2 separate regions of the Homo sapiens genome follow, and region 1 is linked to region 2. The links are chromatin loops, found by intact Hi-C in ENCODE. Cell type or tissue: dorsolateral prefrontal cortex. All regions are shown on one strand. Links, peaks and the distances in the headings refer to the core of each region. The heading gives the core; the rest is flanking DNA.

Evidence for each region. Peaks named below come from ENCODE experiments on the same cell type or tissue, not always from the same donor. Only the 100,000 strongest peaks of a DNase experiment are listed, where the experiment ranks them.
Region 1: a loop joins it to region 2, with 2.5 times the contacts of the local background. A loop is called at or near these places in 1 of 110 quality-filtered maps.

Annotation. Positions count from the first base shown.
Region 1 is chr13:53,137,771-53,153,769 of GRCh38, forward strand. It overlaps LINC01065 (long intergenic non-protein coding RNA 1065), which reads right to left and starts at 14,130. Exons shown (of 5, transcript NR_125788.1): 1 at 13,934-14,130; 2 at 11,587-11,734; 3 at 10,487-10,594; 4 at 9,097-9,132. In dorsolateral prefrontal cortex, for the core only: no CTCF peak of the experiment used is centred there; no DNase peak of the experiment used is centred there.
Region 2 is chr13:53,063,251-53,079,249 of GRCh38, forward strand. No RefSeq gene overlaps it. Among named protein-coding and RNA genes, the nearest start is that of OLFM4, 42 kb to the left of the region's middle. In dorsolateral prefrontal cortex, for the core only: a CTCF peak has its summit at 6,220; a DNase peak (open chromatin) is centred at 5,772; H3K4me3 peaks cover 600 bases; H3K27ac peaks cover 855 bases.

The DNA.
Region 1 (15,999 bases), core at 8,785-11,284, 78 kb after region 2:
TGATACTTATAAGGTGGCAAATACTGTTTCAAATGCTCATTTAATCATCACAACATCCACATTCTACAGATAAAGAAAGCCAGGCACAGAGAGGGTAAGTAAGTTGCCCAAGATCACATAGGTAGTAAGTAGGATGGCTGGAATATGACCTCAGGATCTAACTTTGCAGTTCTTGCTCTTAATGAGCACACTTTCCTCCCATTCGTGACATGTACAATTCTGCAACATCCCTCCATCATTACTCAACACAGGAATAGGCAGGTTGCCAAATTCATGCAATTCCCACTAGTCACTGGAAGGCATTTCCCCCCCAAAGTATGCAGAACCTGTAGTTTTTAAATTTGTTTATTGTCTTAACTATATTTCTACCATTTTAGTGCCTGTGTTTCAACTATCTGGGATAGGGAGAGGAGAAATGTTGAAACGTAAAGAGATACATTCTCCAAAGTGCTCTTTGAAGCCATCGTTTTACCCAGGGAACAGATTATGTTTCTAAATATCTCTCAGATCTGCCCCGGCCTGGAATCGCAAGAGGGCTTTCAGAAGTTTTTCTAGCTTTTTGGCAGGAAGAGAACAACTGCTAGCTTGGTTATGACCTAAAAAAATACTCCCTTGCTCTAAAGATGTTATTGACTCAATGATATTCTCTGTGTTACACCATCAAACACCCCCCTTGGCTGTTAACAGTACAGAGTTTTACTGTGTAATTGCTTCATTTTCCATCCATGTGGAGCTACCCGTACGGTTCCACTATCCCATCTAGTCCCCCTGCAAACTTCTCTCCACGCACATTTTGAAATTTAGCTGGTAATTTTCCAGCAAAGAAATTTCTCCTGCCCAGATAATGATGATCACATGGCAGACAACAGGGGCAGGCCAGTTGCCAAGCACCGAGACGGAATAAACATCACCCAGTTTCCTTTTCCCTCCCTCTTGAGAAGGAACGGTGATGTCTTGAGAGTCAGAAAGAAAACAGTGACCAAATATACATGATTTACTGAAAAATATGCAGGGCTTTGTTGGGAGGTCTGTCAGGGATGTTGTCTCCTCAGGGAGCCCGCCTCTTCCCACTGCTGCGCGCAGACGGCCTGCACGCGGACGCCATTTTCTTTGGTACACGCTGTCTCTGGGTAGAAAGGCTATTTTTTGTTTAAGCTGAATATTCACCTGAACAAATAGCAGATGTTGATGAATATTAATTTGTGCTTAGATTAATGCTTCAAAGTGTCAATTTAATTTCTGTTTTACTATTCAGGCCCTGATTGCAATGAGCTACTTCAGGATGTGGGGGAGCATACACCTGGCTGGGGGCGGGGCTGGAGGTCTTCAGGGAGTGGAGCCGGGTCTTCGGGCTTTTATCTCTGCAGTGGGACAATGCAGAGATAAAATTGTCTCCAGTGGAGTCCAGATTCCCCCTGGAAGTCCCCCAGCTGTGCACTGGCACAGTGGAGAGCTGGCAGCTCCTGAGAGACAGAGAGAGAGAGAGAGAGGGGAGAGACAGCAAGAGAGCGAGAGCTGAGCAAGTGCTTAAGCTGGGCTCCAGGCTCCAAGTGGGACAGGCTGCTGGGATTGCTGGGATGATCCCCTCGTGGTCTCCTTTTAACATATCTGAGTCCATTTCTCTTGCTGACTTTTTAGGTTCCTGAGAAGTTTAATTCTAATTTGTATCCTCCTAAACCCACATGGTGAGGGGAACACAGCATGAATTTGAACTCAGGCATTTTAGAGTTTAAATGCTTCGCTTTCCTGAGTCTCAGTTTCCTCCCTCGTAATACAGAGTTAGTGAGGGGACCAAGTGGTACCTGTGTTCCATGCTTATGAAGGGCCTGGCACCAAGTGGCACTCCGTAAATTAGATCCCTATCCTCCTTCCCTTCTGATGGATAAACTCATTCTCAAAGAATGTAAAAATTTAAACTTTTCCTTATTGAGTTTTCAAATATCTCTCTGTTGTGTATGTTTATTTCTTTACGTTGCTCAGTTTCCTGATTCTCTGACTTATTAGCAACTCGGTAAGTACACATGACATAAATGTTTCTATTTTGAGTTTTTCTGCCAGAATAATGTGAATGCCATGGTTTTGTTTGTTTGTTTTTTAAAGAATGCTTATGGCACCATATTCCATATTTGTCTTGTTCGTCCTTGACCTATGTTGCTGCTTCTCTGTCAGCTGGACAAAGAGAATGAATTTCTGTTTCATTGAGAATTGCCCTTTGAAGTCTGGGTGAAGTGGCTCGGCTGTGCGCGGTGGCTCATGCCTGTAATCCCAGCACTTTGGGAGGTCTAGGTGGGTGGATCACCTGAGGTCAGGAGTTCAAGACCAGCCTGGCCAACCTGGTGAAACCTCATCTCTACTAAAAATACAAAAATTAGCTGGGTGTGGTGGCAGGCGCCTGTAATCCCAGCTACTCTGGAGGCCGAGGCAGGAGAATCACTTGAACCCAGGAGGCGGATGTTGCAGTGAGCCGAGATGGTGCCATTGCACTCCAGCCTGGGGGACAGAGTGAGACTCCATCTCAATAAAAAGAGAATTGCCCTTTGCAGACCTAACCTCTGTCCTACCGTGGACTTGCCTTGTCATTTTGCCTTCTTGTTCTTTCCACCTCGCACACTCTCATCCTGCAGACCCCAGATTGTCAGCAGATTACTAACTGCAATCAAAAGAATCCTGAGTAATGCCAGTGTGTAGGATTTTAAGATCTAGAGTTGCTGTGGTGGAAACTGTTGATGGCAGGTTTCAGCATGCTCTGTGGATTCCCACCTCCCTCTAGTTCTCTTCCTGTTATGTTTGTTTCCCAGGGCTGTGATCACAAAGTACCAAAACCTGGGTGGCTGAAAATAACAGAAATTTATTATTTCATGGTTGTGGAGACGAAGTCCAAAATCACAGTGTAGACTGGGCTATGCTCCTTCTGAAGTCTTTAAAGGAGAATAACTTCTTGCCTCTTCCAGCTTCTAGTGGTGACCTTCGATCTTTAGTGTTCCTTGTGTCTCTGTCTTTCCATGGTGTTATTCTTGTGTTTTCACATTATGTTATGTCTGTGTGTATTTGTGTCCAAATTTCTCCTTTTTATGAGGATAGTAGTTATGTTGGATTTGGTTTCATCCTAGAGTTAAATTGGTTACACCTACAGGGCCCTTATTTCCAAATAAGGTCATATTGTGAGATATTGGTTATATATGAGCTCAGGACTTCTTACTTCAAGTCTGTTCATCAGGGCAAACTTGTATTGATTCAGCAACGACCTTCATTTTCTCTTCAACTGTTAACCTCTCTACCTTAACCCTAAGAAATCCTGTGTGTCCTTGCTATCCCCTCCATCAACATTCTCTGGTCCCTCTGTCTTTATCTTTGGGATTTCTGTGACTCTGGCCTCTGCCCCCACTCTCTGACCAGCAGTTTTGGCTCCTGCTGGGTGCTTTCTCCTCTGCTCTTCTCTTTTGTTTCCTTGCAAGGACATTTCTTTTCCTTGCCCTTCTCCCTTCCATCTCACTCTCTTTGTTATTAATTCTTTCAACACTGCAGCATCCTGGTCCCTGATATCATTTACCTATATTGAAAACTGGCTGGTAATTTCCATCTTCTTTGTTTATACATCAGCACAATTCTTTACCACTTTTTCTTGACACTCCTCTGTTTTTTTCAAAGCAACACACATAGCTTCCAGTGTATTTTAAATAGCCTTAAGACACCACTTTATACTGGAACACAGCCCAGTTTCCTACCTCTGCTGCCTCTTCCAAACACGACGTGGGTCCCCTGGGGGATATTGCCTGTTCTTTCCCAAGCGCTGAGAGGTGCCCTCTTGCTAATGTTATGGCATGGTGCTTTTTCAACAAAACTTAAGGAGTCTAGTTGGCTGCTCTTTTAACAAGCTTAGTGCCCTTCCTGGGAGAGTTACTTGAACTCATTTGAAAGATTACCTGGCTGATACTTCTGCCTGAAAGAATAACTATCCTAAAGTACCCGAGGTAGGTGAAAACCTAGCTTATATTTAAAACCTCCAGAAAAGGAGAATCAGTTTAACTCCCTTGATTAAAAATAATCCCCAATTTCAGGGCCCCATATTTTCTTCTGCTGTATTGTACATACTTATGTTCTGATTGATCTGATCTTCTTTATCACTTTTTAGGTACTATATGTGTGCTGGAAAATGTCAAATCTAATTCCCTTGGCTTAATACCTTGCCCAAGCTCCAGATCGATATTTTTAGTTCTCTGTCATCTCCCTGGGTGTCCTGAAGGCACTTTACACTTAGCATTCCTCCGTCCCTGCTGCCTTCTTCCTCTTGTAGTCTAGATTTTGGTTACCAGCCTCAGTCACATCCCCCATCTCCCAAGTTATACAGCATTATCCCTGGTCGTGTCTCTAATCAGTTAGTGAACCCTACCATTCCAGCAGAGGAGGACTATTTCTATTGTATTTCTGTTTTATTCTCATCCTCTTCCTCAACATTTCTCACTGAACTCCAGCATCTCTACCAGTCTTCCTCTCCAGTCCCTCTTCATCCCAATTCAAGTATACTTCTTTTGAAAAAGTAAAGTTGACCATGTAACTGTTTTTTCTTTGAAACTCTGTTGGTTTCCCATTGCCTGGGATCAATCTCTGAACTCCATATGTTGTCATTCTGGGCTTCTCAAATCTGACTCTGACCTTCTCATTCTTCAAGCTCTGGCCCTCTACTCTCTCTCTCCACCCCCAAGCGTACGAAACTTTGCCAAACCAAGCCTCTCATTGTGTCTTGGAAACAACATACCGTTCATGCCTTTGCACTTTTGCATATACTGTTTCCTTTGCTTGAGATGCCCTTTCCTCCCTTCATTACCAGACAAATTCCTTCTCGCCTTTGAGACCTAGTGCAATGTTAAATTCTTGGTAATAGTAGTAATAGAATCCCCCTTGCTAGAGTTGATGTTCCTCTGTACGGCATCCCATGGTACTTTATTCACAGTTGCATGGTACTACTCTGTACTTTATAATTTCCTTTGCCTCCTTCATTAGACTATTCACTCACCAACAGCTAGTACACAGTGCCTGGTGTTCAACAGGAAAGCCATGAATGTAACTCAACTCTATGTCTTTTTATCTCTTTACCTTCCTTCCCTTCTTTTTTTCTCCCCTTAGAGAAAAATCTGAGATAGTGTTTCAAAATCTACATTGTACAAACTATCAAAAAACAAACTAGCTGAGGTTTTAAAAAAGGTGGTGGCAGTGGATACTGCTCAGCCATAAAAAAGAATGAAATCCTGTCTTTTGCAGCAACATGGACAGAATTGGAGGCCATTATCTTAAGTGAAACCAGTCAGACACAGAAAAACAAATACCATGTGTTCTCACTTACCTGTGGGAACTAAATAATGTGTACCTATGGACGTGGAGTGTGGAATGATGGACAGTGGAGGCTTGGAGGAGTGGGGGTGAGGTGGGAAGGGGCTGGATGATGGGAAGTTGTTTGGTGGGTACAGTGTGCATTGCTGTAGTGTTGCAGACACTGAAGGCTCTGACTTCATCATAATTCAATGTATCAATGTAGCAAAATTGCACTTTTACCCCACAAATACAATCACATAAAAAATAAGATTTGAAAATCAAATTAAAAAAAAAAAGGTAGTGGGATCAAGTGAGGGATGGGGTTAGTGTATCTCCTGCCTGTCTTGAGTAGCCCAGCACTAGAGATGGCTGCAGAACTTTTTTTGAGCTTCCCAGCAGCACAAACAGAGGGTACAAGATCAGTTTATATAATTATTAGTATCTATGTAACAAAATAACTCATTTCTCTGGGAAACAGCAACCACTCTAAATCCTGAGACCTGAGAGAAGTTTCTCATGAGGGCATATGTGATTTAGTGAACACTGCCATCTTCTCCCTCTGATTTCCTGGCTGAGCTATGGAAAAATCGTATAATATTTGTCCAGTCTCTACATTAATGAGTTTTAATGAGGAAACAAATATATTTTGTTCTAGTCTGTGTCTGATAGGCAGGGACAGAAAAAAAGAGTAGAGAGGAGAGAGTCACCATTTTTGGACTAAAAGCCCTGACAGATTCATTCATTCACTCATTCATTCATCAAACAATAACTCTTAATTAAATGACCACTTTATAGGAAATTTCCCTTATACCCCTATTGCGCAATCTCTCCTATCTTAAAATTCGGCTGGAAATTATCTTACCACATATCAGCTCTTTCAAATCAGAGGCCAGAGGATGCATCGCCTAAATTGCTTTTTAAGGATTCAGCACTCAGGCTGGAGGTTTTTCAGTGGCAGCTAATGGTTGTCATAGGGAGGAACAAAAATGGCTCTTGGACATGCTTTGTTTTAAGCGTCCAGGGAACATTTTCTGGCTCTGGAAAGATTGCTTTCACAGAGCAATTTTAGCCATTATCAACTGAGAATAAAACCTACTTTACAAAATTAAATTAGCTAGTCTTCCCTCCCAGATTCATTTTTCCTCCTTTAGTGCGATGAAACCCATCTCTATTTAGCAGGCCATGTAACCTCTCCTACCTCGTTGTTCAAATCATTTAGTAAAATAAAAAGGCTTTAAAAAAGGAGGTTGCAAATATAAACACCAGTGCAATTAAGATCTCGACTCCATTACATTAATATAACTACTTTGCGTGGAGTTCATTATGATGCGCATCAGGGTTTTAATGTTTTCTCCGGTTTAGTGCTGTCCTTAGTTAGAAGGAAACAGCCTGCTCTAGGAAACAATTGCCTCTTGGGTTGGAAAATAGTTTGAATAGGATTCCATTGTGATTAATTAAACTCACACTTGATAAAGTAGAGAGAACCAAACAGTTGTTCTTCAAATTGACAGTGTATTCAGTAAATAAAAAAATTTATAACACCAAATTTAAATTTTTGTGATGTAATAATATAGTATGGAAATCACTCATCTTTATTTTTCTCTTTTTGCTGAAAACATGGTGAGCCTTTATTTTTTTTCCTATGCCAAAAATAGAGGCACAAACAAGAATGAGGGAAATTGAAAAAAAGGACTTAATTAGTGAGCGCCGGCATGATAATATGGATATAAGCCTTTATTTTCTCTCCATTACCCTCAAATTATTTCTCTCAAACATTTTATCAGACAATTCTTCTTCACAGTCAGCTCTAAATGTGTGCTGCCTCCATGAGGAGGGGCCGTCCATCTTTCTCCCTGCATAACAGCCTCCCTTCCTGGAAATCAGTCACCAAACTGAAAAGCAGCTCCTCTCCCCTTTCAGTTCCTCTCCTGACCTAACCCACGCCTCCACTCCACTCAGCAGGGCCTTCAGGAAATAACCATTGTCAGCCCTTAGAATATGAGGCAAGCTACGTCAGTGATATTAGAGAACTGTAACTAACGTGTCTGAAAGGAGAATAATGAGCCCTGCTTTGAAAAATGTCATTTTCACTCAGCCTCTCCTTCTCTCCGTCTCTCTATTTTGTCTTTGCCTTGTTTTCCTCTCTCCTTATGCCTTTCTTTGTGCCTGTGTTTTTCTGTGTCTGTCCATCCTCCTTAGTAGGTCCATCCGTTTCCTCTCCCTGAGCACCACCTCATCCCGGCATCCTTCTTTGCTTTCTCTCTCTCCCTCCTCCCTTCTCCTCTCCTCTTAAATTCTAAGTCTCTGGGTTGCAATCAAGATCCTTGAAGCCAACCAGGCGTGGTATCTCACGCCTGTAATCCCAGCACTTTGGGAGGCCCAGGCAGGTGGATCAGCTGAGGTCAGGAGTTCAAGACCACCCTGGCCAACATGATGAAACCCCATCCCTACTAAAAATACAAAAATTAGCCAGGCATGGTGACATGTGCCTGTAGTCCCAGCTACTTGGGAGGCTGAGGCAGAAGAATCAATTGAACTCAGAAGGCGGAGGTTGCAGTGAGCCGAGATCGCGCCATTGCACTCCAGCCAGGGCAACAAAGTGAAACTCCCATCTCAAAAAAAAAAAAAAAAAGAAAAAAAATCCTTGAAGCCAAATAAAGAGTGATGGAGCATGTCTCTGGAGAGTGTCTTGAATTAACTGGCAAGACTCAGGAACAGCTATTAATGAATCAAGGCAGCTAGCTCCCCAGGGTCAGCCAGTGTTACTGGGGCAGCACATTCAAATACTTTTGGTCGTCATTGAGAAGCTCAGTTTGGGCCTTAAGTGCTGATTTCTCTTCTGATGGAGTGTTGCTCCCAAGGCTACAGCAGGATCTGTGTGATACTTAAAGTTACCTCTCTTGGTGTTGTCCATTGTTGACACTGTCACCACCAAGGCATAGCCCACAGTGAGCTCTATGAGCTGACTCAGCTAGAGAGCAACATGGACCTGAGGTAGGTGGGGACAGGATTTAAACTTTCCTTAGCCATTAGGGTAGGGGTGTCCAATCTTTTGGCTTCCCTGGGCCACACTGGAAGAAGAAGAATTGTCTTGGGCCACACATAAAATACACTAACACTAACAATAGATGATTAGCAACAAACAAAGAAAAACACACAAAAAAATCACAATGTTTTAAGAAAGTTTATGAATTTATGTTGGGCTACATTCAAAGCTGTCCTGAGCCACATGCGGCCTGCAGGCTGCACATTGGACAAGCTTGCTTTAGGGTGTACCAAAGAAATATGTCCCCTTAAACACCTTCTACATTTTGGAGGAAAGCCAGCTTCTCACAGGGGACTGGTAGCTTTCTGATAAACAGCCTACTGGGCTAAGACACCCATAAGCATACTTGTTTGCTCGTGATGTGCAGGCTTGAGAAACAGAATTACCAAAGCATTCTGCAAATCCAAAGAGATGAAATACGATAGAAACTTTATTGATTTGGCACGCTTGACTTTCCCTTTCTGAGCTTTTGATGAATGTCTAGAACGAATGTATAACAAACACCCGTGGTCTAACTGCTGTCTACTGATTTCTGATTCTTTTTCCCTCTGTGACTTCACAGACCTTGTTTTACAGACTCTTCAAGACAGTTGAAATAATTTATTTTTAAAGAATAATTTATAAAATGAAAACTAAACCCAGGTTTTAGCCTTGTTCACCTAGCAAGAATAGAGGAAAAGAGTTAAAAATACTTTTAAAGTCTAGCTATTAGGGAATATAGCAGCTAAAAATTTACTTACTCTTACTTCTTACAATCTTTCAGTCCTTGGTGCCATCTATAAAGTTAGAAAAACAAGACTTAGAAAATCCTCAGGTCAGTTCAGTCTAAAACATATTTATTAACTATTATGTACCAGGTACTGATGAAGGGCAGGGATCCTGGGGTAAGTAGGACATGGTTCTTGCCCTCAAAGAGCTCACAGTCTTCATGGACCTTCCAGAGATTGTATGAGGAAAGTGCTGAGTAAATGTCACTTCTCTTCTTTTTACCTTGATATAAGGACTTTCTAAGGACAGTGGGCAAACACTCATTAGAATCCTTTCTTATCTTAAATGGTCAGGTTTCTTCCTATTTGTTTTGTGTTCTTGGTAAAGTGGTAGCATCTCTGTACTCATATACCACTTTGCATATACTTTTACTTCCAAACTGTGACCAGGGCATGTTTGTTAAATGCATGCATGCATGAGGGCCTGAATTGTTTTGCAATTACTTTTTAAAATCAATTTGTCTTTTACTTTGGACTCTATGAACTCTTTCAGGAAGAGAAGGCCATGTCTTTCTCATGTTTGTGTCCCCAAATAATATGTGCTCACAAAATCTCTTGGAGTTACATTTAATTTCATGCCTCCTTTTTGGGTGAAAAATGGGATGCTTTTCTCCTGGCCCTCATCCCGAACACACTGGGTGTGGGATTGTTGTGAGGACATATAAAGTGTGGATCTCAGTGGATCTGCGTAGCTTGGAAAGCGTGGTTTTGGGGGTGAGTGGTGGCAGCTATCATACATTATGAACAAGCATGGCAGTGTGTTTCTGGGTGTTCTGCTCTGAAGCGTTTCTGCAGAGACCAATTCTTAGCAACAATTAAGTAAGCATTTTTTTCTTCCTTCTGCCAGCTGTGAAATGAAGGTGTTGGCTACCTTCTGGTTTCCTCTAAATTAGCATACCCCTCTCTTGGTTGCAGATATTGTATATAAATCCTCTGTGGGTGCTTGTTCATTAGCTCCATGAAGTTTCTTTGGGTCTCTCCTCCCTTCCTTCTCTCAGAATCTCCCTGACATAAGCTCCTCATGGTTCCTAACCCTTCAGGCTTATCACTTTGTCTCATTGTCCTCTTGCCTGGTTTAGAGGTGGTAGCCTGATTTTGGAATTCTTAAGATACTACTGCAATGAAGAGCCTCTACATTTTACTTCTTAACAGTGACCCAGAGGTACCTCACCCCAGTTTCATCTTTGGTCCAGGGAATAGAACAGCCTAGGGCTCTTCACCTTGTTCTGTATCTGTGGAGAAAGCTGTGATTCCCCTAGGATGAGCTGATGTTCAGAATGAGTACAGCTTTCTCAACTGGAGGTGTAGGAGTAGGGGAAGATTATGGGTGGATCTAAGGTAAGCATCTTTCCTTCTTACTCACAGGACACACAGCTAGCCTTGCTTTCATCCAGGTATACAGCAGAAGAGGTTTGTGGATGTCATTTGCATCTCCTTGCTAAAGATAGGCAGCAAGTTCATATGCTGGCTCCTAGAAGGGAAAAGTTGGGAAATGCCATAAAGAACTTTTTTGGGATTAGAAACTATTGAGAATGCTTGCCTCATTATTAAAAAGATTCTAGAACAGGACAGATCTAAGGAGATACATCTGATCCTAGACTTTTTTTTTTTCTTGTTTTGGAACACTCGGAGTCTGGCCCTGTCACCCAGGCTGGAGTGTGGTGGCGTGATCTTGGCTCACTACAACCCCTGCTTCCCGGGTTCAAGCGATTCTCCTGCCTCAGCCTCCAGAGTAGCTTGGATTACAGGTGGCTTCCACCACGCCCAGCTAATTTTTGTATTTTCAGTAGAGACGGGGTCTCACCATGTTGGTCAGCCTGGTCTCGAACTCCTGACCTCAGGTGATCCACCCGCCTTGACCTCCCAAAGTGCTGGGATTACAGGCATGAGCCACCATGCCAGGCCTGATCCTCGACTTTTAAAGTCATTCCTCTACCCCCAGACATTCAGCTCCAGGGAAAGGACAGTGTCAAGGGCAAAGGCAGCAAAAATCTAAGGGTTTTGGAGAGTGGTTGGCAGGGCCAACTTAAGGGCCTGGCTCTGTAACTCTTTCTCATTTTTCAGGTGTCTCCTTAGCCCTTGGGAAGGCTTCTAGATGCCCAAATGCTGGGTTCTGTGTGCCCCCTTAACACACTGTGCCTACAATTCTGCCAGCCCCCAGCCCATCCAAGGCCCATGTTTGTGAGACCGTAACAGTACTGAATGCAGGGGCTGCTGCTTTTCCTGCATGTGCCTGCAGATATGTAATGTCACACAGACATTACGGGCATTCACTGGGGACTTGCTGAATGAGTATATTAGGCAGATCCTTTATAGCACAGGTGGTCCACTCTAGGAAAAGCCCTGCCACCTCAAAATGTCTCCAAGGTAACTTGTGCCCAGAATGTGCCCATGGAGTATTAACTTTAGGGTTTACATTTTTCTCCCTAATTCCTACACAAAGTCTGTGAATGAACACAATACCTTCTCTTCATGAATTTATAAAGGCCACCCTTGTCCTAGTTCCTAGCAAAGGCACATCTTCGATGAGTACTATTTCCCTTTTGATGATATGCAGGCAACCCTGGAAGAAGTGGCATTTTACACTGTCCAACAGGAATTAGATAAAAATCTGGAGAAATTTGTGGAGCAGATTGTTGTACCAGGAGAGAGCACATAGAAAATTAAATAAGTTAATATTTGAAAAGCACATAGTCAACACTATATAAGTCTTTTTAAATGGAGAAACAAAGTGTTACTGCTGTTATTGTTATTATTAGACATTAAAACATTATGCAGACTAGAACATTATTGCTTAAACTACCGAAGTTCTGATATTTCAAAGAGAAAATGTTTTACATTTTGGAAGTCTCCAAAATATAACATGGAAGTACTCTTGGCTTGAGGTTTATTCTATTTAACACCTTTCAATAGGGCAACATCTGGATGTTATCAAGGCTTGGCAAGATGAGATGCCAAAATTACAAATTCTGGAAATGCTGTGCATTAGGCACTCTTGTCTTTGCCTGTAATTGCCTTAAAGATATAAAAGAGCCTGATTGTAATAACTCCCCTAGTGTAACTATTCTTCATTTCTATTCCACAAGAGAAGATAGCAGGAAGTAATATCACTCTAAGGGTATGAGTACGGAGAGAAGGAGCTAATCCTTAAATATGTGTGCCCTGCATCTCAAATAAGCCCTGAACAACAGTGTGAAAGGATTACGGGTAATCTTATATATATCCCTTAACCTATTAACTGGAATAATTGTTGCACTAAGATAAGACGCCCCTAAGTATTCCAGGCTAGGTGGCCCTAGGTCAGAAAGCATTTATTATTTATTTCCTAAAGTCCTGTTCTCCAGTGATAGGGACGGAAATTTGGCAGACTGGGTCTCCCCTTGTCAAGCAAGTGAAATGGTTGTTTCATTTTTAATCTGGATCCTTTGCCCTGACAGATAAATCTGAAGAGTGCTGTTAAGAATGTGATGAATTGGGCTTCTGGTGATGTCTGTGGGAAAGGGAGCAAGATACAGCAGCCTGGAACTACTTTCATTGCACACAATTGCAGGTCTTTTAAAATGGTAGAGCCAACCATTGCCGAGAAGACTTAAGCAAGGAGAAAAGTTTGTCTCAAACATGCCTTGAATTCTGTCAGTGCACTTCATCTCTCATTTCAGGGAATGTGTTGAGGGTCTTTGGATTGAGCTGGAATGATGGAGAACACTTGAGTACTATTGTGTCTGAGTTAGTTTTGCCCCTGGGTACCATGACACTTTGTGAGCAGAGAAATGGGTGCTTCTGTGTTACAGTTCAACAGCTCTAGCTGGAGGTGAGCTGTGTAACACAGAGAGGGTAAGGCATGTCTGAGTCACTCTTGGTACCACGTGGCTAGGTACCATGCTGCCAAGCATAAAGATAAGCAGCAGTTTAATCCTTATTTGAGTAATCTGACCTGAGGAGATAGCCAAACTGTGTGATTACCATTCCCAACTAGACTTTTGAGATGGGCAGATCACCTGAGGTCACGAGTTCGAGGCCAGCCTGCCTAACATGGTGAAACCCCGTCTCTACTAAAAATACGAAAATTAGCTGGGCATGGTGGTGGGCTCCTGTAATCCCAGTTACTTAGGAGGCTGAGGCAGGAGAATCGCTTGAACCCAGGAGGCGGAGGTTGCAGTGAGCCGAGATCACACCATTGCACTCCAGCCTGGGCAACAGAGTGAGACCTTGTAAAAAAGAAAAAAAAAGAAAGAAAATAAAGAAAGAACAAAAGTGGTAAAGCAGTCAGGGTTTGGTCAGGAGACAGAAATCACAATAGTATAGTCATGAGCCGCATAATGACATTTCTGTCCAACACAGACTGCCTATATGATGGTGGTCCCATAGATTACAACACTGTTTTTACTGTACCTTTTCTATGTTTAGGTATGTTTGTATATACAAATACCATTGTGTTACAATTACCTACCACATTCAGTACAGTAACATTCTGTACAGGTTTGTAGCCTAGAAGCAATAGACTATGCCATATGGCCTAGGGTTGTAATAGGCTATACTATCATCTAGGTTTGTGTAAGTACATGCCATGATGTTCACACAATGATGAAATTGCCTAACAACACATTTCTCAGAACATATCCCCATCATTAAGTGAGACATGACTAATAGTTTGGACAGGGAAAACTTAATACCACATAAAAATAAGGAACTAATTAAAGGGTATTATCTACTAAGAAGTATAAAGGGAATTCTCAAGAAAACTGGGGTAAGACGCAGGGAGCAGTCACTAGGCATAGGGCTGAAAGACAGTATTCAAAGAAAGTATAACCTTGAAGGAAGTCCTTCCAGTTCAGTTTCAAGGCTGTGATTCATTTAATGTGGTCTAGTAGATGTCAGAGAAGTCCACTGAAGTGATGCAGGATGGGCTGCCGAGCAGGAAGCCACCTGTTGTGGTGAGGGTGAAACTCTTTGGAGGGTTTGTGTCATCAGGTCTTCTGCATGCCCCTACCAAGGGAGCTGCTGGTTGGCAAGGAGACAGCTCATTGTTTTCTAAGAACAGAGCTGGAACCAGAAGAGAAGCCCCTTCCTTGTGCAGTGTCCCTCTAGCGCCCTCTACTGACAAGGTCTAACATTGTGCCCGCTAACGAAAGAAATTAGGTCCAGCTCCAGTTATCATAATGTAGGGCAGAAAAGGGCATATGTGGGGTTCAGAGACAGTAAATTGGAACAGGCATAGGTGGGGAAGTAAAGGTTGTCTTAGAGAGGGGAGAGGAGGTTGGAGTGGGTGGAGCTGCGGATAAATTAGGATGAGACTAAGCGATGCACAGACCATGGTCCTGAAGTGTGGCTGAAAGAGTGGGGATGGAAAGGAGGGGGAATTAGAAGAATACTCAGGGGATGTAATAAATAGGTCTCTGTGGCGGATGAGCCAGAGACGGGCCAGAGGGAAGTGGCAGGCATGCTCCCTATGTTTGGTGGCTTTCCTATCTGAGAAAAATGGCAGGTTTGGGCTTCAAGGAAGATAATGAATTGTTTGGACTTCTCAATTTATGGTACCTGTAGACTATCCTAAAATTCAGAATTTCCTGGAAAAAGCACAACAGATTCAAATATTCAAATACCCAAATATGTAGTGGAGCTATAGAGTTCCACAACTGATACAAAACTCACATGCAAAGAAAAGGAATGAAAAACAAATTTCCACCTTAAGAAGAAATTCAACAAAATTTATTTTCAGAAATAAACTTCCTTCAAATTTATAAAAATCTAATGAATTTCCATTCAAGCTTGGAGCTGCAGTACTTTTTTATAATATGGGAAGTTGTAATTTAATTTTTTAAAAGATTGAGAGGTGGGATTTCACTATGTTGCCCAGGCTGGACTTGAACTCCTGGGCTCAAGGGATGCTCCCATCAACTTCTGGAGTAGCTGGGATTACAGGTGTGCACAGAAACTGTAATTTGAATAAAGATCACCATTAAAGTTCAGTGTATTTGTGCGTGTGTTTCTGTGTTTGGAGTTTTGTTGTTGTTTTGTACAGAAAGAAACTTAAAAATCTGTATATAATTTCCAACTGAATGAACTTTCTATATTAAACAGAGTAGAAAATATAATATTTTTACAGGCTGTTACATTTTATTGCAGGCCAAAAGCTGTCTCACTCTTTCTGTATATATACACATATACCCAAAGGAAGGAGGTGGAGCTAATGGGCTGAGAAGTCAAAAAACAAAACAAAACAAGTGTAATTTTTCCTTAGCGCTCATTTCTCGAACCACACATTGTAGCACTTGGTTGTATTTTGTATTTTTCTATTTTGTGTCCAGTTGCTTTCTGTATATAAGTCCTGCTTCCTCTTTCATACTTATTCCTAGAGGGCAGGACAGATACCACATGCTATTTATTCTTCACAATTTAATAAGAACTTATCAATAAAGAATTCATTTTTATTGTTCAACACAGGCTTACTAAGCATCATTCTGAGCCAACACATGCCTAGGTGATCCTTGGAACAAGCATGAAAAACACACAGTTCCTGTCCTTGAGGAACTCATGATTTAAATGAAGAAAAATGTAAATGAGACCATTTTGATAAAATATAGTTGGATGCTTAAAGTGATAATCCATTCTTTGGTCAGACTCTTGAATTTTGAATGGATCTTTGAAATAAGGATCCAGGAAGTACCATCCATTCTTTCCACCAAAGTTTGTGAGTTTACTGGGTATCAGACACAGTGTGGGATAATCAGAACTCCAGTAGTATTTATATGTAAAAATCAAATGAATGTTCCCATATTATATGGAATTGTACTGGAGAGGACATCAGAACAGTCTAAAGCTTTATAAACTTGACAAGAACGCTGGGAAGAATAACGAGTTAATCTTCCACAAAAT
Region 2 (15,999 bases), core at 5,210-7,709:
CCATACTGCCAAGTTGCTTTGCAAAAAGGAGCAGCGCTTCGCTTTGTAAAGCTCATTCCCCAAAGCTGCACAGGCCAAGGTTTCCTACTGGGCTGTTTTTGTGAAAGGGGTAGTCAAATTCCTAACTAATATCCTTGGTCAATCAGGAGTCAGTTTCCTCTTCCTTCCTCTCCTGGGCTGCGTCTAGGACAGTTGGAAATGTCTCTGGTTTGGGGATCCTTTGGGACCTCCTCCTAAGAAAATCCTGTGTATACTGATTTGGAGGCTACCTAAACCTGAACTTGACCTCTAAAGCTCAGCTAATCTAATCCTAAGTCTTCTGATCAGTGGGATGGCATCCTCCATCATGCTTGTATTTAAAAACTTTCAAAACAGTCAAGCCCGTGGGTTCTTTGCTCGGTCTGCTGTTGGATGGATAATATCACTTCTTTGCTAGAAAGTTACTGCTGAAGTTTACCCTCAAATCCTTAATGAATTTGGTCCTGGCGAGGGTACTCTCCAGGCACTTGGCTTCCCTTCTCAGTGTGTGGGCAACAACCCCATCACAGGGAAGCTTTGCTGATGCCCTCTCTGTGTCCGGTACAGGGAATGTTTGTTACCTGGCTTGGGTATTGTTAAGCTTCTTCTCCATCTTCTCTTTCTTGGATCTAGAATTTACCTTTCCTGGAATCCTTTCTATTCTCATGGCTGATCCTCTGCATTAATTTATGCCTCAAATGTTGCATCTTTTTTTTTTTTTTTTTTTGAGATGGAGTCTCACTGTATCCCCCAGGCTGGAGTGCAATGGCGTGAACTTGGCTCACTGCAACTTCCACTTCTCGGGCTCAAGTGATTCTCCTGCCTCAGCCTCCTAAGTAGCTGGGATTGCAGGCATGCATCACCACACCCAGCTAATTTTTGTATTTACAGTATAGGTAAGGTTTCACCATGTTGGCCAGGTTGGTCTTGAACTCTTGACCTCAAATGATCCACCTGCCTCAGCCTCCCAAAGTGGTGGGATGACAGGCGTGAGCCACCATGCCCAGCCAAATGTTGCATACTTAACTAATTGGTTTCTCTGCTGCCAACCTCTGCTTCCTCTAACCTGTACTGAACATAGCTGGCAAATTAATCTTCTTTAAACATGGTCCTGAGGCGTCACTCTTCACTGATGACCAGACTAAGCATACTGTCAAGGATATCCATTGTGTAGACCCTGTTTCCTGGTTACCCCATTGCATTTTCCACCCAAAAGGCATTACTTGCTGTTCTACAGTGGACCCAATCCTTTTCAGACTTCTTACTTTCCCCTTGCTTAATTGCCATCCCTTTACCCATGTCTCTGTGTTGAAATTTCATCAATGATCAGTGGCTATCCCAAACGCTTCTATGTGAAGCCTGTCTTAACCCTCTTCACTAGAATGAAAGCTTGCTCTTCATGAATACCTATTGCATATTCCTCCCTCTTCTCAGTTTGCTCTGTGTTAGAATGATTTCTTTGGCTGGAGAATTCTCCCTTTGTCCCAATCTTGGCAGATAATAAACTCCTGGAGGGCAGGACTGTGTCTGCTTCCTCTCTGTAGCCCCCGCATCACCTGAGAAGTGCTTTGTATGTGGATACTCACATGTTCTGAGACAGAAGTCCTCAGACGCAGCCCTCCTCTTGTGTTGCCTAAGAGCGGGAGCAGCACAGCTGCCTGGATTTATTGTTTTTCCCAAGAGAGGTGATTATAACACTTTATCTTCCCCTTTTGGCTTTCAGCCAGTGGCTCTGCATCTAGTCTCTAATTTTCTTTTTGTTTAAAGGGTTGTTCTGTCTTCCCAGCCAAAGCAAAATGATGATGGTAATAACGTGGTTGTTATTTCTTGAAAACCTACTGTGTGCTAGACACTGTGCTTTACATATGAGATCTCATTTATTAATCTTCACCAACATTTTATAAATTAGGTACTATTTCCCTATTTTATGGATGAGAAAAGGGAAGCCTGGAGAGATTAAAAAAACATGCACCCAAATCATTGAAGTAGTAGGTTAGAGTTGGAGTCAAGAACTGAACCCAGGGCTGTCAGCCCAAGTCTTCTTACTATGTCCTGCTAGAAAAGGATGACTTAAGGGTGGGGTGGATATCGGACTTGGCTGACTTTTCCTGGGACCTACGACCATGAGGCTTTTGCAGTAGAGGGACATGTAAACCTCTATGGCAGCTTGGTTTTGCTGAGCACTGGCTCCTCTTCATCTGTTGCAGGCCTTAGGAAAGGCCAAGGAGATTGAGTTAAGCCTCTGATCCCAGACATATCACTGCACCAATAGGCAAAATGTACCCTTGATGTTAAATTGTGGGAAACTTGACTCATTGCTATACTATCCAGGTCATCTACTTGCTGGGCAAAGGCAGTTGAAAATGGGTACAGTATATGCCAAGATTAAGACACTCTCGAAACTAGTTATGGTGGGATAATTCAATGCTGCTTTTTAAGGAACTCTAAAAAACAGTACCTTTAGTTGGTGATTGATGTAAAGTAGTTATTTAATAGGCATTAATAAAATAAATGAATGAATTAATGAATATAGGAATGAATTAGTGGTATTTTATGGGTTTTTTTTTAATGGCAAGCGATGTGGAATAATGGGAAAAATGGGATCTGCCAAACATTAGTGTGCTGACCTTGGGTAACTTATTCTCCCTGAGGTTCAATTTGTCACGTGTAAAATGGTAATGTTAATACCCACTGTCAAGAACTATGAGAAATCTGAGATTTTACCTTCTTTCAAGCTAACGTGGCCTGACACATTTGCAAAGATGCTGGCAGAAGACGTGGGTATTTTGGGTCAGATACATGGACTTTATTACTCATGGCATAGCAAAACATGGACATCACCATATTTGTATCTATTTTCTTTGCAAATGGCTCTGATGTATGCTTGTACACAGAGTGAGCTGTGTTAAAGAAGAGGGACCCCAAGCTTAGGTGTCCTCAATTTAAAATGGGCAGTAAGCATGCTTGCCCTTTTCTCTGGCAGAAGATGCTATCTTCTCTTTTTCAGGCTGTTGGCTCCCCACTAGTCCTTGAGAAGATATATTGGAACAAAGGCTGATACTGCCATGCTTGCAAGACATACAGAATGCATGAGACCAGTGAAGGATTATCTCCCAAAATCTACCTCATGGATTTTGTTTTATGAGAATTAAAGAACTAACTTATTTTATCAGTTAGAATAGGCTGGGCAATTGTGCAGCAACACATGACTGTCACAGTGCCTTAAACCATGAAAGATTTCTTGCTAATGCCACATATTCATGGGGAATTGGCTGGGGACTCTGTTTCAGATCAGCCTCACTCCAGGTCCCAAGCTGAAGGAGGTGCCGTGATGTGGCACATTGCCACGGCAGAGGGAAAGTGAGTGGCAGAATTGCATGCTGACTCTACAAACTTCACCCCAACTTCATCCCAGAAGTGACATGCATCACTTCTGCTCACATTTCATTGTCCAAAGCAAGTTATGTAGCCAAACCTAACCTCAAGAGGGAGGTGAAGTGTGCCCAGAAGAGCCAGAATATTTATTTGGTAGGTGGCACAAATTACTGCTAGCCAAATGCAAAGTCCTTGCACAAGGCTGGACACATTAAAAATGGTCACTTCCCTCTTCTTTTTTACTTCTGGAGTCATGAATTTGGAAAAGGTCAGAAGTGTGGTTCTTTGGTTAAGAAAAAACTCATGGTGGTCATGGATTCAGGTTGTCCTCTGTCTATTGGCACCCGTGGTCAAGAAAATTTGCAGAATTTCCAGTATAAAGCTATGTGCCCAAGCTTATAAATAAAGTTAATAAATACTAATTATTAATATGCATTCAAGATCACAAGTTTGTTGGTCAACATTAAAAAAGAAGAAACATAGAATTTCTTCTAATCCCCAATTATTGCACAGAGATAATAACCAGATTGAGAAAGAAAAAGAAAAATGTTGATTTATTTTCATTCATGCTACAATGCAATCACAGACTCAATAGCTGAAATACTTTCTGACTTGAACTGGTCACTGCGTCTGACTAGCAATCATTGAATGCCAGTAGAATGAAATAAACATTACTAATTACCACAGTCTCCATGCTTCAGAGTTTAAAGACACCAGACAGGTCATTAATTTCTTTTTTCATTCATTGAGAGGCCCTATCTCTCAGGTATTGAGTTAAGGATGTGGGGACAGAATTAGAAGCAAAACTGAAATGGTTCTTGGCTCCAAGGAGTTTAGAGTCTAGAGGGAAAAAAAGACAACAGTCAAAACTAACTCTTATTCATGGCTTGCTTACTAGAGGCTGAGCATGGGGCTGTGCAATACGTCTGCATTTCATAAGAGAGTCAACAGCCTTGTGTTGGTTTATTACTCACAAGAACCCTGTGGAGGTGGTGAGAACCATGGCTTTGACTTGGTATAATCAAGACTCAGAAATGTTATTCAGTATATTCTTGGGGTGCCAGGAGAGCTAGGTCAGAATTCAGGTCTCATGTCTCAGATTACAGATGCATTGACACCTAACCATTTTCACTAACCTGCACCACAAAAACCAGCCTTGTTTATAGGTCGGACATCCCCACCTCCAGGCAGTGCCTTCTCTTAGTTAATATTTCCCATCAGTGAATGAATTATTCAAAGAATTGGTTGCACACCTATTTGGTGTCAGGCACTGTGCAAAGTGCCTACTCACTACAGATTTCACACTACTCCTACAATTATCTGCAAGGGTAGGAATCATGATTTGACAAATGAAGAAATGAAGAATCATAGAGTGAGAGATTTGCCTATTATTTCCAGAGTTCAAAATTGGTGGAGGGAGCCAGGATTCAACCAAGCCATGTCTGAGCCAGAACTCTTTCTAGGGGCACAACTCTGCCCCTGTGAACTGCTGGCAGGTCTGGCCAGTGGATGCTCTCAGACCCATAACCATGGCTCCTGCCAGACATCCCTAAGTCCCCCTGCAATAACATTGGGTTATGAAATCTAGGCAGCTAGTAGAAACAGATCGCTTTGAGGATAACTGCCTCTTCTCACTGCAGCAGCACAACTTGCTGCTTTTACTCACTTATTCTAATGAATTCAACAAACATTGACTGAACAGCTTCAATGTAGCATGCCCTGGAGGCTACCAGGGTGAGTTCAACGTAGCTCTGCTCTCAAAGGGTTGAAAATCAACAGTGGGAGAGAAACTTAGAACCACTGAAACTATAATGCAGGTAGAAAACTCAGGGTTATAACAAACAAAATGCAACAGGAGAAAGAGTGTGCACGAGAGAAAACCCTACTGGGAAATCTGGGAAGGCTTTGGGGGGAAGTGTGTGATTTGTCAGGGATTTAAAGATAGATAAGACTCAAGTGCTCAAGTGCTAGAAATGGGAGAGGGGAGTGGAGGGAAAGAGTGAGTATTAAGAAGCCACATCATGTAAGCAGAAGGGGCTGTTTCTTTCAGAGATTTGTAACCTGGAAGAAGAGTTGTTTTTCCAGAGCTCACAAAGTCTGACCCATTTTCACAGAGCCCCTGGGGAGGAGCAACTAGTGCAAGCCAGGTGCAGTCGGAGAAGCTGCCTCAAAGGTTAGCTGAGAAGAAAGGCTGTTGTGGACACTTAGAAAGTCTTTTCTGAAAGGGAGCCATCTGGTGCTTAGTACCAAGCAAGCTTCTTTCTGTTTTCCCAGGCTTCTGGGCACTGGTGGCTGATGCACAGTCCCCCTGGGCTTTGTGAGGGTGGAGGGACTGGTGCTGGCTTCCTGGGCTGTAAAAGGCTGCATCTCATGCCTGAGGTCCCAGCCTCTGCACTTCTGCAGAGTGTGGTCCCCATGGTGAGCTGATGAGCTGACAGCTGTCTCTTTAGAGGCCCCCCGGGTCTTCACTGCCTCCGTGAGCATGTCCTCTTGCGGGAACCATGGAATGTTTTTAATCCTGGCCAGTCACATCTGGGAAAAACAACCCAAATGTTAATCCATCTGGAGAGAGAACTAATCCATATCTTCTGATGTCTGTATCTTTTGTTTTTCATCTCTGGATCTTTAAATCTAATTATGAAGCCAGAACGAGCCCCCTACAAGCCTGTCTCTTACCCTTCAGGCGGCCTTTAAACGTTCCTTTGTGCATGGTCTCCTTATGCTCCTAACAGAGCTCCTTTCATCTGAATGTGGTACAGCTCTTTAAACAAAGAAACAAAGCCTCACTACACCCCCATGAGGAAAGAAGCAATCATAACTTGCTTTCACCCTGGCTGAGAGAAGATGAAGGAATGGGCCGCCACTTGGTTAAGGAGTCCCAGCTACTATGGCCCTCTTAAAACAACAAGAGCACTAGCTATATCCTGCCCTTGTGTATTTTCCTAGAAGTGGACTCAGGTTCAAGAAGGAACTTTGTATATTTCTTCCTAAATGGGCTCCTCCTCCTGTACCCTGTGTTTAGAAAAATGATATCAACCAATCACCCAAGCTTGGATATTTCCACTCTCTTTAGCGGTGGAGACTTAATTGATGTTTCAATGATCATGCCTCTTCTGCCTTTTCTGTCTCTCTGATACTCTGGGGTACCCTGCTATCCTGGATTACTACCACGGCTTGCCCTCTTTAGTCTCTGTTTTTATTGTATGTTCCTCCTAATCTACCCTCCGTGCTGCTATCAGACTAATCTCTCTAAAAGACAAACTTAGTTAAGTTATGCCTCTGCTTAAAATCCTTCTCCTATAGGATAAGATGGAAACTCCTTAGCCTGACATAAAAGCTCCAGGCTCTACCTGTGCAATCTCACCTGTCACCTATACCTCTGTATACTCTCTATAACCAGCGTTTTGGAACTACTTCCTGTTTCCTGGATGTAATGCCGCCTCCTTTTGCATGTAGTCCATGCAGTAATCTGACCCTCCTGTCAGGGGAAATCCTACCTGTCATTGAAATCCAGCTCAAGGGTGGTCTCCACTCTGAACATCAGATGGTAATGAGTACTTGCTTCTTTGTGGTGCATTGTATTTTCACTGGTTTTCTGTTGGAGCACACAATAAGATTATTATACTTACTCGTTGTTTACCTATTCTCACCTCACCCCTAAATAGCCTGTGCATTTCTCCTAGACAAGTGCTGTGTCTTATTCATCTTGGCCTTGTTGGCACCCAGTGTAGTGCCATGAAGATGGTAGTCATTCAATAAAGTTTGCTAAATGAGTAGAATTATCACATCCATCGTGGGAAAGAACATTAACAAATAGAGAAATTGAGGCTGAGGATTTTCCTAGACTCATGCTGTCAATTAAAGTACTGATGCAATGCCTGAAACCCAAGTCTGCTTTATAGGCCATTATACTTCTTTAGATCCTCAAACCAACAACTCTAGGAAGCTGCTTTAGGGAGGAGTTTATATTCTTCTACATGTCACAGATAACAGTAATTTATATACCCAACCAATATTTTTGTGGGTTTAGTATAAACCAGGCACTGTGCTAGACATTGCAATTATAGAAGTATACAAACCAAAAAATATCCTTTCCTACAGTAAATTTTCTACTTGGACAAACAGACACAAAACCGATAAAGAAGTAAATAAATATGAGGAGAGCAGGCAGGGGCCAGATCAGGTAGAAACTTGAAAGCCATCATAAGTTTCCTGGATTTTATTCTAAAGAATAACCAGAAGTCATTGGTGGCTTTAAAGGAGGGAATTTGATGGCTGTGTGGACATGAGTTTGGCATACAGTAGATGAGGGGGACATGAGTTTAAGAGTTACTGTAGTTTCTGGAGAGATACGATGATGGTGGCAGTGGAAGTGAAGGAAGGTGAACTGATTTGTTTTACGGGTAACCTGCCAGTGTTTGTTGATGGACTGGTTGTGGTTAGCATCCTTGGTCTGGAATAGTCTTAAGCCATGGCTGTCATCTGCCTGCCTCTCAGCATCATGCTGATGGCTGCAGAGGCTTTGAGTTGGAACTCTTGAGTCATTGAGGAAGTCCAGCATTCGGTCATCACCAGCTATTTCCACGAACAACCCCACAACACTTTATTATGTGAACAATATTATTGAAGCCCTTCTTTGGGATTCAGACTTTTTCTTGTACTCCCAAAGACCAAGGATGCTGGCAATAGGGCCCTGGTCCTGGGCCAGTCTGGATCTGAGTATGGCCTTGAAGGATCTGACACTAGGGCCAGTATGGTAATAGAGCCTGGGACTTGAAGCTGTATAGTCTCATTTTCAGGTCCTTGCTCAACTATTTACTAGCAATGTCATTTTGGGAAGACATTTTTAACCTCTCTGAACCTTAGTTATCTTATTTGTAAAATGGGCATCATGAATACATACCTCACAGAATTGGTGTGAAAATGAATGACATAAGTAAAGCCCAAGGAGGGGTAAGGGGTCAAGAAGAAAACTCAAGGAAAGGCAGGAGCAGTCCTTGCATTCCCTGGTACCAGCTTGGTCTTGACATAACTGTGCCCCAAGAATCAGAATTTTCACATTCCCAGATGGGTGCTCACACAGTTTTAGGGAAAAAAATTTTTCCTTCCTTGGTGGTGGCAGTTTAAGGAGGTATGGTATGGAGCACAAAGGAAATCTCATAACCAGTTAGTGTCATGCCCTTTTCTTTGTCCCAGTGACGATGATAACAGCAGGGTAGATTTATGGCAACATGATGAAGATATCCATCTCCAGCCAGTACTACAGCAGCCTCTGGTGTTGATTCTGGACTTGGGGGTAAGGTGGAAGCTACAAGAGGAGACACCTGAAAGGATCCTTCTCTTATTGACTTTCCCATAAATGTGTGGTTTTGAGTGGTGAATAGAGAAGGATATCTCTGTGGGCAGATATTGGCTGCCGTGGCATAAGTTGTTCCTGGCGGGTCATTCCCTTGGAGGCTAGGGGTTCTTTAGACAGGAAACCAAGACTTGTGGGCCTTAGGCAGGGATGCAAAAGCATTCCCTGGCCTTCTCTGAGCTTTGGCCTTTTTGAAAATAACTTTGAGGAGTCTGAAGCAGGGATCATAAAACTGATTTACCTTTGATTGATTGGTAGTTGATGCTGGAGTACTAAGGCTAAGTCTTCATTCAATGACGAAGAGTGGTGTGGTTGATTAATGATGTCTGCCATGAGCAGCCTAGGGAAGACTACAGCATGTAGGCTATGGATTTGTTATCCCTGGTGTGGAGATTGAGGAAGGCCCTCCAGGATGGCTGGACTAAATGTGCCCTTGTATCTCCATGCACATTTAGCCCCTTACTAAATAAAAATGAATAAACTACATTGTGTAAACCAGATGATCTCGTTCCTTGTTATTTTCTGTTTATTTATCTTTTTTGATCCCTTAGCCATTAGTTTAACTTTCTAAAAATTTTATGGCTGGGTCTCTGCTTTGTCACATGGAACTGGCAGAGAGAACATATCTGGGCGAGAGTATAAAGGGGAAGTACAAGTCCCTGAGAAGAGTGGTGCTGGTGGTGGACATCGCCCTAAGACTCCAAGAAGGTGAACCTTGGAGTCCACCTGTCCCCTTCCCACATCCGTTGCTAGCTGTAGGCAAGCTGAATTTTAATTCTAATGTGTAGGTAGCATTTCATTATTTTCTTAGCTTTACCTTTTTGAGAATCTGTCACCCAGGCTGGAGTGCAGTGGCAATTATAGCTCACCTGCAACCTCGAATTCCTGGGCCCAAGTGATCCTCCTGCCTTGGACTCTCAAAGTGCTAGGATTACAGGCGTGAGCCACTGCACCTGGCCCTATTTTAATTCTTAATTTTATTAGGAAAAGAAGGGAAAACATATCAAAGGGGATGTATACCAAGAATAATTAAATTGAATATTTACCAAGTAATTTTGTGTATTTTACCTCACAGCTGCTCTATGGGGTAATTACTACTGTCACCATCTAGTATTTGGTGAAATATGTTTGGAGAGGACCAGAAACAGGCCTGAGGTCTCAAATCTAGCAAAAGACAGAGTCACATCCCCTACTCAAGTGTGCCAGCCCCTAGTGTGCATGCTTCTTGGTCCTGCCACGCTGCCCCTAGAGTAGGTGGGGTTTGTGGTCCTGATGGAGCCTCCAGTTTGGGGTGGGTTCTGAGACGGTTGAACCCAGGCCGGGATTGCAGCTTAGTTCAGGGCCAGAGAGCTTCACTGGGCCACTGGGGAAACAGAAGAGGGCTGGGAAGCCCTTGTGTTTTTTGAGCCAGGGAAGTGAACAGCTTCCCTGCTGAGTGGGATAGCTGTGAATCGAGGTGCCCACAGCACCTGCCAGACTGCGGAGCATGCTGGAGACTAAAAATCTGACTGACATTGTGTTCAAGAGACCCCCCGGGCCTCCAGTCTGGTCCTCTGTGCTAAAAGTGCTTTCAACCACAGGATTCACTCTATCGATTTTTATTAATAAAACTTTCAGAGCACTGCATGGGTGTTAGCTATGTAACTTTCACTGAGTTTGTGTGGGAATTATGTAGCTCAATCACCAAGCAAGGCATCCTTGCATTCTTTCTGTGTATGTGTGTGTAGTGGTGCTGGTTGGGGGTACTGACGGGGTACAGATTTAACTTAATGTCATTGTGAATATTTTTAGAGACTTTTTGAATACTCTGTAATTGTACTATCTATACTTTGGGCCTAGTGTTACTGTTCAGTTGACAAAATACTCACTGCTAATTACAATAAACAAAGGATTTTGTTTCTCTGGGAGAGAAAAAAAGATCTCTGTTTGAAGCAGACCAAATTACCTACTTGGAATTAAACAAAAAAAATGCCTATGACAGGCACACCCAAGACAATTTTTTATCACAATTACATCTGTATAGCTTGAAAACAAGGAAGCCTGTCTTTACACCTTCTGTCTGAGTGTGGTGGCAGAGATATTAGAGGTGTTTTGTGTGTAAAGTTTAAACTGAAGCCTGGATTTTGTGTGGCTAAATAGCAATGCTTACTCCAGCATTGTTCCCGTCTGGTATTAGTGTGTAGACAGACGCCTGAGGACTTTTCCATGAGCTAGCAAGAAAGGAGGTAGGATTTGCAGCCTCCCATTTCGCAGATAGAGAGGGGACAGGGAAGAGGAGAGAGAAAGCACAGACCACCCTGTGGAATGTTAGCTCTGCCATGTACTGTGTGGCCTGAGGCATGTTCCCTTATCTCTCTGAGCCTCAAATGCAAAATGAAAAGAACATTAGCTGTTGTGAGTAGATGGAAATCACTTAGCACAGCGTTTACACAGGAGTGTTTATGCAGTGTTGGCTATTATTTTTAAGATGTGCTCAATAAATACGGGGTGAATGAATGAAGAATATTTGTTCCAATCACAAGATGCTTCAGGCAGCCTTTTCAATTTTAAGTTACACCAGGAAGAAAGCCTAATCAAGTGCCAGCCTCCCCCAGGAACCTTGTAACTTCTGATTGTCTCCAACAAGGATGGCGCTAATCTTCCTGTTTAGCTGTGGGCATCTGTACTCTGCAGCGACAGCAGCCAGGACGCTCTTAACTGGAGCGGGAAGGGCCAACATGGTAGGGCCCAATGGGGCTGGGAAGTGCTGCCGCAGCTATATATAGCTGATGCTTATGGAACTCTTGCCACGTGCCAGCATTTAATGCATGGAACAACAACCCCACCACTAGGCACGATTATTATCCCCATTTTACAGATGATTAATCTGGGACAAAGAGTTTCCATTAGGAAGTCTCCCGAAGTCCCACAGCTTTGTAAGTGACAAAACTGGGACGTGAACTCAGCCCCTCATTCTGGCTCCAGGATTCCCCCTGGGCCTCTGCCCTGTTGCCTCCCCAGAGCCCGTAAAGCTGAGAGTGCCCTGAATACGATTTGTAAGTTCGGATGCATGTTGGGAACAGGGCATCGGTTCTCTGATCCACAGAAGCCCTGCTGAGAGAGGTACTCAGGGAAGACAAGCCAACTAGCCTGGGTGAAATCTCTCCTGCATGCACACACACCTGTTTATGGGTAGTCTTAAACATTTCACGGGGCTTAGACAGGCAGGTGAGAAATAGCAGGAAGACCATAGGGGAAAACTGTGTAACTAAATTAAGGAATTTTGAAGACAGGTGAAGAAATGAATATCCAAATGCGTTGCACTTGCTGGAAGGGATCACACAAAGTCATCTGATTTTCATTTACCCTTAGACATTTTTTAGGCTTGCCTATCTGGGCTGAAGTTAAAGTCACGGTCCTCCCTACTGTGTCCCCTTCACTTAGGAGCTCTCTCTCTGCTTCTGGCGAGGGCAGCTGACAGTCGCAGAGGTGATAATGGGTAGACAGACTCCAGAATGTGCCCTGGGTCCACACCCGCCTGCCTTGCCTCTCTAGGGAGTACAGAACTGTGTAAATCAGCAATGAGAAGGGCTTAGCGATTAAGGAAGCTGACACCTGGGTGATTGCTCCATCCCCAGTGGTTTCCAGACCTTTTTGAGCTGGAATCTCTATGTTAAATCAAAATCTCACCCAGACACCCAGTGTGTGAGGGTCTGGTGGAAAACAGGGAGTCTTGGAGCCCTGCCCCCTCTATGGTGATGAAATCCTGGGGGCAGAGAAAAGTGGGTTGAAAGTCCCAGTAGGCAGCTGTCACAGTTTCCCTTTATAATTCAGAAAACGAGCTTGGTCCTATTCTACCTCCATTCTTCTCTTCTGGGTGCCTGTAATCCACTGGTTACAAACAGGCATAGCTAGAGCACAGGCAGGATTGAAAGGTGCTTCTAAGGGGCCAGATTTAACATTCTACTCCAATCTTTCCTAATAAATGAGGGCTGCTGGTGGTGAAAAGTGTTTGAAAGGTAGAATAGTTTAGAGGTTGAGAGTATGAATTTTGCAGTCAGCTCAGCCACTTATTAGTTGTGTGACTCTGGGCAAGATTTTTAGTTTTTCTGTGCCTCAGTTTCTCATCTGTAAAATGGAAATTAGATAATAGCAAAGTATCTCATTCGGTGGTTGTGAGACTTCAATCGATTAATCTATGTGGCACACCTAGAACAGTTCCTGGCACATGGTAAGTACTCAATAAATCATCTTTTCTCTCCTCCCATAAGTGAATTTCATGACACACTGAGGTGTACATGACAGACTTTCTGAAAAGCAGCTATTTTTTTTTTTTTTTTGAGAGGAAGAAGAGCAAACCAGCATTGGAAGGAAGAGAAAGGAATTTCTTGAAAGGCAGAAAAGCCACAGAAAAAAGAGCCCATAGTATGTGGAAGACATGACTGACCACTCACCACCAGATCTTCAGCAATCTAAGAAATGGGGCTGTATCTTGCATGAACCTAAGGGAAGAAAAACTGGCTGGAATTTTGTATAACAGTTTTGTTTTATGAACCAGCACTACCTTACCCAACCATTTTACTGTAAGTTGTTTTCTTTCTTTTTCTTTTGGAGTTGGACTCCTTTTTATTAGGTGAGATGCTGAGATGTTCGGGGCCTGTGGCCCTGCTCCAGGTGCTAGGCTGGAAACGCATCATGTGTTCTGGCCAGAAGACTTCCTGAGGGGTTGAAGAAGGCTGCGGGGCAGAGATGCCAGGTTACTCTGGAAATCACTTGCCTACTAAATATAGTGGATGATTATGCAGTTATTCCATTGATTTTTTCCTAATCACAGTTTACTGGAGGCCTTAACCTTTAGAATTCTTAACAGCGGGGGGCTGGAAAAGCTGTCCTGGTGTCCTGTCACAACAAACATCTTCGAATAGTAATTAAGGCAACGTATTGTTACCTTGGTTACACAGAACCATCCCCAGAGCGTGACTGCATGATGTCCAGAGCCAGGGGTGTCAGGAACTAACCCGACCTCAGGCGAGCTGAGGCAGGACATGAGTGGGCCCGGGAATCTGAAGGCTAAGGCTGGGCCTACTACTGATATAAGGGAGCATAGTTAGGGGCCCCTATTAATTCTCCAGTTTCTTTGGAAGCTGAGAGCAACAAAAGCTAAGTCCAACATGAATGTTAACAGGATCTAGTGTTGGAAACAAAGGAAATGATGAACTTATATAATCATAGGATATAAGAAATCACACATAGGGCAGTTATAAGACATATATAGGACAGGACATCATAGAAATAAGCATTATTAAGGGAGTGATAATACTGTAAGGAAGATATGATGGTCCGAGACATATTTCTCTCTTGTCCCTCGGAATTTTGACTTTTGACAACACTTTGATTCTAGAGTCTGGGTCCAAATCGTTTAGTTTGATGAGGGTGCCTGGTGGCATGGGGAAGAAGTGCTGCAGCTGGAAGGATGATTTTGTTGATACTGACTCTCGTGGTTATCTTGGCTTTTGGTTTGCAGAGGGAGAAGCCTAGGGTCAAGATCACTATATTAGTCCGTTTTTGCATTGCTGGAAAGAAATACCTGAGACTGGGTAATTTATAAGAAAAGAGATTTAATTGGCTCACGGTTCTGCAGGCTGTACAGGAAGCGTGATGCTGGCATCTGCTCAGCTTCTGGAACGGCCTCAGGAAGCTTACAATCATGGTGGAAGGCAAAGGGGGAGTGGCTACGGCACTCATATGGTAAAAGTGGGAGCAAGAGAGGGGGAGGTGCCACACACTTTTAAATGGTCAGATCTCAGGAGAACTCACTATTGCAAAGACAGCACCAAGAGGATGGTGCTTAACCATTTATGAGAAATCCACTTACCTGCCACCAGGCCCTACCTGTAACATTGGAGATTACATTTCAACATGAGATTTGGGCAAGGACATACATCCAAACTAAATCAATCACATGAGTCAGTAGTAGATTCCAGAGGAACAAAAGGATAGAGAGATGCTGGCTGCCTAGAAAAAGCAGAAAGAAGTCCAAAAGGACTTCTGTCTCCAACCCCCAAAGTTTCGGGGGGAGAGCAGGATAATTTGAAAGGAGCTCAAAGCTGCTCTGAGGCTCCTCTGAAATCACCTAGTTTGCAATTTTTTAAATTTAACAAATATTTGTTGAGGTTGCAGGCACTATTTTGAGTTTGAAGGATGAGGAGTAGGGAAATAAATCAACATATTCTCTGACCATAGTTTAAACTTAATGACCAGTATAGTTGACGTAAACACAAAGAACACAAGGTGGTAACGGGGAAGTCTGGCTTATTTGGAAGTTATCCAGCCTCATGTTCTCAACTTGGAGCACTGGGGTTGAGTCCTCCTTCTAAATTCCATTGTGGCCTATGGTCCATGTTGGTGTGTTCACCCATGTCTCAGGCTGGGGACAGGTTGATAGAGAAACTGTTATGAAGCCTTATCTTCCCTGCTTAGTGTGGGAAATTCTACCCAGGTCTGGGGGACTTTAATGTTTATAACAACTTACTGTTTTGCAAAACTTGTCTTTCACTTCAGAGAGGCTATCCCTACGTACTCCTAGTCATTAGGTTTCCCAAAGCTTTACATCATGGCACTGATTTTTGGCCATAGTACCTGAAAAAATGAACTCATCCACATCTTTATTCTTGTTCCTTTGGGGAAAGAGAACTAGAAAAGTGCAGAAGGGCCATCGGAAGCCCAGCTGCCCATTTAGTCCTTCTTCGTGTTTGCTTTTGAGGAAAGGCAGCCAGTCCAGATAATTAGAGTCAGAATTCTGATGAAGGATTTGTTCAAAGTTCAGTCACAGTCTGGGATGGAGAACTCTGCATGCCCACTTCCCTTGTTAATAGCTTTGCTGACCTTCTCCAAAGAAAAAGTCATTAGAATGTTGAGTTATGATCTGTTTCTTGTAAAATCTCGCCAGTCACCCATTTATAGCTCTGTATTTCAACCAATTCTAATTACCTTTTAGAATATACTTCTCCCAGCCCTTGAAGAATATTGTAAACCCTGAACCATGCAATCAAGCATACTTCTTGGTTAGAAAGCTGATTGTGACCTAATATACACACAAATCTCCACAAACACCCCCTCCCGTTTCCCAAGAGCCACATAATCATCTATAGGGCTCTCCAGGGCTCCAGAGAGCTGGTGTCATTTGGTTACTTAATGTTGGAAGAGGACATTTCATGGAGAATGTTTTGTGTCAGAAAACTAATGAGGAAGAGCAAAACACTCTTGTGTCT